2 separate regions of the Mus musculus genome follow, and region 1 is linked to region 2. A link is a loop called in an ENCODE intact Hi-C map of the cell type or tissue named here. Cell type or tissue: left cerebral cortex. All regions are shown on one strand.

What was found. Hi-C counts contacts between places; a loop is a spot of excess contacts. Peaks named below come from ENCODE experiments on the same cell type or tissue, not always from the same donor. Only the 100,000 strongest peaks of a DNase experiment are listed, where the experiment ranks them.
Region 1: a loop joins it to region 2, with 2.8 times the contacts of the local background. A loop is called at or near these places in 5 of 42 quality-filtered maps.

Annotation. Positions count from the first base shown.
Region 1 is chr5:86,677,551-86,681,550 of GRCm38, forward strand. No RefSeq gene overlaps it. Among named protein-coding and RNA genes, the nearest start is that of Tmprss11b, 3.3 kb to the left of the region's middle. In left cerebral cortex, no CTCF peak of the experiment used is centred here; a DNase peak (open chromatin) is centred at 2,345.
Region 2 is chr5:86,189,181-86,193,180 of GRCm38, forward strand. All of the region lies in intron 1 of Gnrhr (gonadotropin releasing hormone receptor), which reads right to left. Among named protein-coding and RNA genes, the nearest start is that of Gnrhr, 6.7 kb to the right of the region's middle. In left cerebral cortex, CTCF peaks have their summits at 1,801 (motif pointing left) and 2,322 (motif pointing right); DNase peaks (open chromatin) are centred at 1,421, 1,791 and 2,340.

The sequences.
Region 1 (4,000 bases), 490 kb after region 2:
AGATTGTGTCTCAAGATATATTCCTCTACATCATCTACAACACAATCTCTCTTTATCCATATAATAGCATGATATAATGGAGAAGACATGATCTTTGCTTCAATGATAGTCTGAGTGACAACTAGCTGTTTGACATAAATCTTTTGACCTTGAGCATTCCCATAGGTAAAGATGTGTGGGCCAGCAGGACCATGCTTGGGAAACTATTATATCAACTAACAAGTGCTTGTCACAGTGCCCAGGATAATTGGTTTTTGTCTTGTTTTGGTTTTTTTGTTTTGTTTGTTTGTTTTTAGTTTTTCGGAGTAGGGTTTCTCTGTGTATCCTTGACTGTCTTGTAACTGGTTCTGAAGTCTCCAACTAGTGCTGTGCCTGCTTCTGCTTCTCTAGTGCTGTGATTAAAGATGTGTACCACCACCAATCTCCCAGCTTGCTTTGTCTGAACAGTGACAGCTTGATTTTACTTTGCCCATTTCTTAATCTGTCTTGAAAGGTGAGGGTTTTCCTGGTATCTTAATTTTATTTAGGATTCGTAATGCTCCTCAAATTTTCACATATCTTATTCCGTGAGCATTCATGCCTTGTGGCCCAACCTAGTTACATTCCTTTCTCCAAGACTCGCTTGCAAAGCCTTATCTTCTCAATAATCATATAAACGTATCAATGCTAGTTTTGCATTTAATTATCTGCTACTATATCAATTTCTATCTGTAATCGTCCTTTGGGTTGTCTTATCACTTAAATATAAGCTGCTTGAACTTGAGAGCAAGAACCATGTTATACATCTCTGTTGTTCAGATGCTGATCATATCACTTAGTGTTCAGTGGAGGTTAGTAAATAAGTTACGTGTTTCGGATATATGCTTAATATCCAAAATATATGGGTGACTCCTAAAACTGAATAAAATATATTAAATGTGCAATTTTAAGTCTATGTACACTATGCACAGAAATAGATATATGGTTCTGTATGTATAACTGTTCACAGAGAAAAGCAGAGGTAGTCAAACAACATAAAAATGAAATTTACTCTTTATAACAAGTATTTACAGAAACAAAAAATAAATAAAATGATATGTCACTACTAAAGCTAAAAATATTCATTCCTTAAAGATTTTTTTTTAAAGCTGGGGAGTTGGTTTAGTGATTAAGAGCACTGACTGTTCTTCCACAGGGTTCTGTTGCCAATATTCACATGGTGGTTCACAAACATCTGCAACTTAGGTTCCAAGGTTAGCCAACATCATCTTCTGGCCTCTGCAGGCACTGCATGCTTATGATATACTAGCATACATGGAGACACATAAAAAATGAAAATAAACAAATATTTTCAAGAAGAATAAGATTTTGGAGAGCCTGGCACTTGGGAGATAAAGGCAAAATCATCATGAGTTCAAAGTCACCCCTGACTACATGATGAGATTGAAACTAGCCAAGGCTACATGAGACCCAGTCTCAAACAACAAAAGCAAAAGTTTTAGTCACATAAAGACTCTGTAAAAATGTATAGAAATGCATCCTCACATCTGGATAACTAAAGTAAGAATTGAGACAGCATCTTCTCAGTGCAAATCTAAAATTTAAAATAATTTGTCCATAACCCAGTGACTGTCTATCCTAGCACATAGATTCAAACAGAAGGAGAAGAAGAAATTTGTTACAAAATCCCTAATAGTAACAAATGGAAACAAATTATTCAACAAGACATGGTCAAATTAATCATCTTATGGGGCTGGGGAAATGGATCAGTCATTGAGAGCATTGACTGCTCTTCCAGAGGGCTTGAATTCAATTCCCAGCAACCACATGGTGACTCACAACCATCAGTAATGGAATCTGATACCTTCTTCTGGTGTGTTTGAAGACAGCTACAGTGTACTCATATACATAAAATAAATTAATTTTTAAAACAATGAAAAAATTAATCACTTTACATCAGTACATGGAACATTATTCAATGGGAATGGAGTTATAGTTGGTCTTATGGTTTAATAATACATCCACCCTTCATTCTAAGGTTCCCCTCTTGTGCAACAGAAACTGGGGATCTAAAACCTACATCTCCCATAGTCCCTTTCAGTTAGGATTCTAGGTACAAATTAGCTTTCTTCTTTATTAGATGAAGCAACCAAGAGGCCTTCAAATGTAAAGGTGAGACTTCTGTGGTTCTCCAGCAACAGCCCATTAGCTTGTGATGCCTTCTGAAGCAATGTTCACAAATTCACTCCCCATTTTCCTGAGAAGCAGTTTGTGGACATGAGGAAGTTATAGCTGGTGGTATAGTTACCGGATCTTATCTGTTGACTTCCGCAAAAGCTTCCCATGGCACTCACTTCTGCTGTTCTGTGAGTCATCACTGGGGCTCAATCCAAAGCCTCCACCTCCAGCCTTTCAAAAAGTCTGGAGTTTTGTTATTTTCTTCAAAGTTCTTTCTACTGAACATGTTTTTCCTTATTTGAACAATCTGTCTGTCTGTCTGTCTGTCTATCTATCTATCTATCTATCTATCTATCTATCTATCTATCTATCTATCTATATTTTTCTCCCTGTCCATCTCTTTCTCCATCTGTCTCTCTGTCCCTGAATATTTCTCTCTCCCTGTCTTCTGTCTCTCTATCTCTGTTTCTCTCTCTCTCTCTCTCTCTCTCTCTCTCTCTCTCTCTCTCTTTGTGTGTGTGTGTGTGTGTGTGTGTGTGTGTGTGTGTGTGTGTGTGTGTGTGTGTGTGTGTGTGTGTAAACTGAGTGAATACATTGTGGTTTACTTCCTATGAGTTTGCCATCCACTTTGGCTGCTTCAACCCTTCCCCTAGCACTTCCATAGAGGTCCCCAACCTTGGTCCAATGGTTGGCTGTAAGTATCTGCATCTGTCTTAGTCAGCTATTGGTAGACCTCTCAGAAAACAGCCATGTTAGTCTGTAAGCACAACATGGCACCAGTAATAGTGTCAGGGTTTGGTGCTTGCCCATGGGATGGATCCCAAGTTGAACCAGTCACTGGTTGGCCTTTCTTTCAATCTATGTTCCAATTTTTTTCTCTGCATTTCATAGACAGGAACAATTTTGGGTTGAAGGTGGGTTGGTATCCCCATCTCACCACTGTGGGCCCTCTCTAACTACTGGAGGTGGTCTCTTCAGGTTCCATCTCCCCAATGTTGGAATTTTGGCTAAGGTCACCCTTATTGAATTCTGAGAGCTTTCCCCATCCCAGGCCTCTGGGACTTTCTAGAGGATTCCCCTTACTCCTACCCCTGGTAGCTGCATATTTCCATTTATTCTCCTGGCCCTCTAGGCTTCTCTTCTGTCTCGTCCATACTTGATCCTGCCCCTTTATTTCCCTTACTCCCTTCCTTCTCCCACCCTTGTCCCACACCCTCTGCCTCCATGATTATTTTGTTCCCCCTTCTAAGTGGGATTGAAGCATCCTCACTTGGGCATTCCTTCTTGTTTAACTTCTTACAGTCTGTGGGGTTTATCATGGGTATCCTGTACTTTTTGGTTAATATCCACTTATTAGCGAGTATATACTTTGCATATTCTTTTGGGACTAGATTACCTCACTCAGGATGATATTTTCTAGTTCCATCCATTTGCCTGCAAAATTTATGATGTCCTTGTTTTTAATAGCTGAATAGTAGTATTCCATTGTGTAAATAAACCATACTTTCTGTATCTATTCTTCAGTTGAGGGATATCTGGGTTGTTTCCAGTTTCTGGCTATTATAAATAAGGCTGCTATGAACATAGTGGAGCATGTGTCCTTGTGTTATGGTGGAGCATCTTTTGGATATATGCCCAGGAGAAGTATAACTGAGTATTAAGTTAGGATTATTTCCAATGTTCTGAGGAACCAACCACAAGATTGATTTTGAGAGTGGTTGTACAAGCTTGCAATCCCACCAACAATGGAGGAGTGTTCCTTTCTCCACATTCTCATTAGCATCTGCTGTCGCTTGAGTTTTTAATCTTAGCCATTCTGATTGGTGTAAGGTGGAATTTCAGC
Region 2 (4,000 bases):
CCAAAAGAATCTAGTGCTTGCTGGAGTGGATGGACCAAAGCCTGAGGCAGACAAAATACAGTATGTTCTTCAGATGGCCTTGCAAGTGTCCAGAACTGTCTAGAGAAGACTTGGGTGTGAAGGAGAGACTAAAATCCAGCTGGAGAAATCCGAGACAGTTTAATAATCAAACAACAAGAAAGAAACTAATCAAAAGTAATGATAAAAAACAGGACTTGGTGGCACAGTCCTCCAATTCCAGCAAGCAGACCTCAGGATTCATATGTTCCAAGCCAGCCACAGCCACACAGCAAGACTCTGTTTAAAAACCAACAAACAAAAAGTAGTGATAAACTATCAAACAAAGCAAGAATCCATGAACCCACGTGGATGTAAATTATACAAAACAAAAATGGGCATAACTAAAAGCTTTTCTTTAATATAGGATGCTTATAAAGTAAAGGGAATAAATACAGTGGAGTTGTTTGCCAATCACTGTAATACCGGCTTCAGCAAAAATCATCAATAATTGGCAAAAAATAATCAGTGAAATTTTGAGAATAGGACATTGAGAAAATATCAAAGTATCACCTCCTAGACACTTACTCATCATAAAGAGTAAGACAACTTTATAATGGAGAAATAACCATGTAATTACCATCAGAGGACAAGTTGACATCATTTGTCTCCTTAGACAATGCATTGAGATGAAACCAACATTACATCTTCAGTGTGCTTACTTAAGCTATAGTATAGATAAACCTAAAGTGGGGAGCAATTTGCAAATGGCCCATTGTCTTCAAAAGTATCACTCTTATAAAACATGGAAGGAGACAGGAACAGTTCCAGGGAAAGGGACTTCGGTAATGGCATAGAAACCACCGTTTAGCCTTGTGTTTCCTTTTGTTAAAAAGATCAGAAATTGGGGAAGGTCTGGGAGGATTGGGGGAGGGGGAAACACGATCAAAATACATTATTTAAAAGTTATTTAAGTACAATTTTTTTTTTCAAGAGCAGGAAACCAATTAGGACGACAGATGAAATTTGAATTGGGCATATAGATTAGATGATAGTACCTTCTAGGGGCTAATTCCTCATTTTAATACCCCTGTTGTGGGGGTGTATGAGATCTCGTCGTCAACACTTGGTAAAGAAATACCATATCCCCAACTTTTAAACAACTCGCAACCATTGAAGAGCGGCGACAGCTGTGGTGGTTTGCATGAGAATGGCCCTCACAGGCGCTTCTATTTGCAACCCTACTCCCGGGTAGACTGTTTGCAAGGACGGAGGGATGCGGTCTTGCTGGAGGAAGTGCATTGTTGAGGGTGGACTATGAGGTTTCGAAAGCCCACTGCAGGCCTAGTCCTTCCCCAAATCTTTGCCTGCTGACTACAGACAAACTCTCAGCTCCTGTTCCAGAATGACGCCTACGCGCTTTCCACCGAGAAGATCATAGACCTGCTCTCGAAAACTGCAAGCAAGCCCCAGCCCAGCACTTCCTTTTTAAAGAGTTGCCTTGGTCACAGTGTCTTTTTACAGCAGTAGGACAGAATAGCACAGAAAATGTTAATACTTGGTGACATATAGGTTAAAGGTAGCCAAGAAATCGTCAAGCCCTTGCAACCTTGCTCTGAGTGTGAAATCCTCTTTTAAAATGATGTCTTTATTTTAAATTAAAAAAAAAAAAACCCAGCTTGAATACATTCATGAAAACGTTGTAAGTCATATTCGAAAATGAACTCCAGGGTTGGAGTGTTGGATACTTAACAGTGCTGAAGTTCCCAGCTTACAACTGCCCTAAGCTGTAGCTTCAGGGGATCTAGTGCCCTCTTGTGGCCTCCATGAGCATACCGCACACAAATAAAACCGAGTCCCAAAAAACAAAACAAAACAAAACAAAAATCAAAATTCTAGTAGACATGCATTCTTTTTTTTTTTTTTTTTGACCCATAAAGCACATTTTAAAAAATGTTTGTCATTTTCAAGCATCCTTTGGTAACATTGTGCAGATACAAAGAAGAGAAGAAACACATTAAAAAAATCTATAGCAAGTAAATTTGAACAAATGCTTTTGATATAATCAAATGGTGGCTAATATGCTATATTTTTTCCATTGAATAAGATATTTTAGTTTTCTTTGCAGTTCGTTCTGGATTTCTTTACTCTGGAAGGTTATGGGGTAGAAGTGGAGTGTGCTTTTTACAAAAAGGATTATGAAAAATGCTTTTTCTTTGTGGAATAGAGAAACAATTTGTATCTTATATTTGTACTTACAACATTGACATTTCAATTTCAGATCTTTTGTCAAGCGGACAATAAAGTTTAAATTAATCCACTAGAGGGCAGCAAAGGATCATACCATCATCCCCAAACCAGCAGCCCCAAAGGAGTCAGCTACTTTTATCCTAAGATCCAGGTTGATTTTCCCCTACGTTATAATCGGAGTTGATTGTTATCTCATAGGCCTTTTTGCCTTGGCTTGATTTAAGCCGCAGTTTTAAAGCAGATCAATATATATTTTTCTCTCTTATTCTTGTTTCTGTCAGTCTCTGTTTTACCACAATCAAGAACCCAAGGTTTCCCTTCCTCACAAGCAACTGAAGATACTTACTTCTTCTTGAATATGATATTTTGTCCACGTCTGGGAATGTAATAAGTGGATAATATGGATTTAATGTAATAATCATAATACATACAGACTAATTATTTTTACACTAGAAGTTCAGGAAGGTATATGGAGATTCAAATATTACCTGTAAATTTCATTTCTTTTAGCCTTGGTTTGATCTCCTCCACCCCCGCACTGTGTTCATTCCGGTGATTAACACAGAGACCCACTTCTCTCTCAGCGGTTCCTTTGTCCTTGGATCCTGTCTTCAGTTTCTGTTTATTTTTTTTTTCCCTTCTCCATGACTCACAGTCTTATCAGTGTTTGTTTCATTTTGCTATAATCCAGAACATTCTGTTTCTTGTTTTTGGAGGCAATTGAAGAGATGAATTTGTTCTTAGAATATGATCTTCTATCTGCAGTTTACCAAACCAACTACAGCTCACAGCTTAAATTTCCCTAAATGTGGGTTTAGTTTTTTAGTTTTTTTAGTGTTTTTTTTTTTTTTTAAACTTCAGTTTCTTCAGCTATATAGTAGAATTCATAATAGACTCTTTCTGGTGGCATTGTCATGACGATGGAGTTGTTTCCTGCAAAGCCCCTGGACTAGTGCTTATGAAGCTAACGCTAGCTGGAGCCCAATCATAGTTATTATGAACATTTGAGGCACACTTTTCTTTGTACCCATAAGTACATAGTCATACATCCATAAATACAAACTGTATACTTTTTCCCCTTATATACATTTGTAACTTTAAGTTTTCCTTCCTGTGGGCTAGACTTTGCCTACTGTGCTGGAGTGTAGTAATTAAATGCTCTGACTACAAGTGCTGTGGGCACCATTCACAGATCCCTGGCCCTTAGGATATCAAGTCTGGTGCCAGGCCTCACTGTGTGCTTATTGTCTACAGAGTGGACATTTAATGGGACAATAACCTGTGCAGAGCCCTGAGCTACATGGAATTCTATTTTTGGTTTGGCTTTGGATAGAGGTATTATCAATGGCGACCTTTAACCTCTTAAATTTCCGTCTCTCATGTGCTGAGACTACAGGTATGCCACCATGTCATGTTTGGGTTTCTTTAAGCAGAGAAATTAGAGTACAGGGAAGTGCCTGGGACAAACTGCAGGTACTAACAAAGAGGACGGTGTACGTGTGTCGAGGCTTGCAGAGGGTTTTCACAGCCAAACCCTAGATCTCTGGTTCTGAGTGCTAAGTCTTAACCAGAGTACGGACTATTTTAATCCTGACGCTTAATTAGCAATTTGTGGTTTGAAAGGTCAGTAAAGTTTTGATGTTATCCTGCGGGGGGTGGGGGTGGGGTGGGAAGAAGGACCAAGAAGTCTGTTGTGGGAGTTTGTCTCCTGGAAATGATAGGTTCACTACACCCATGATACCTTAACGACAGA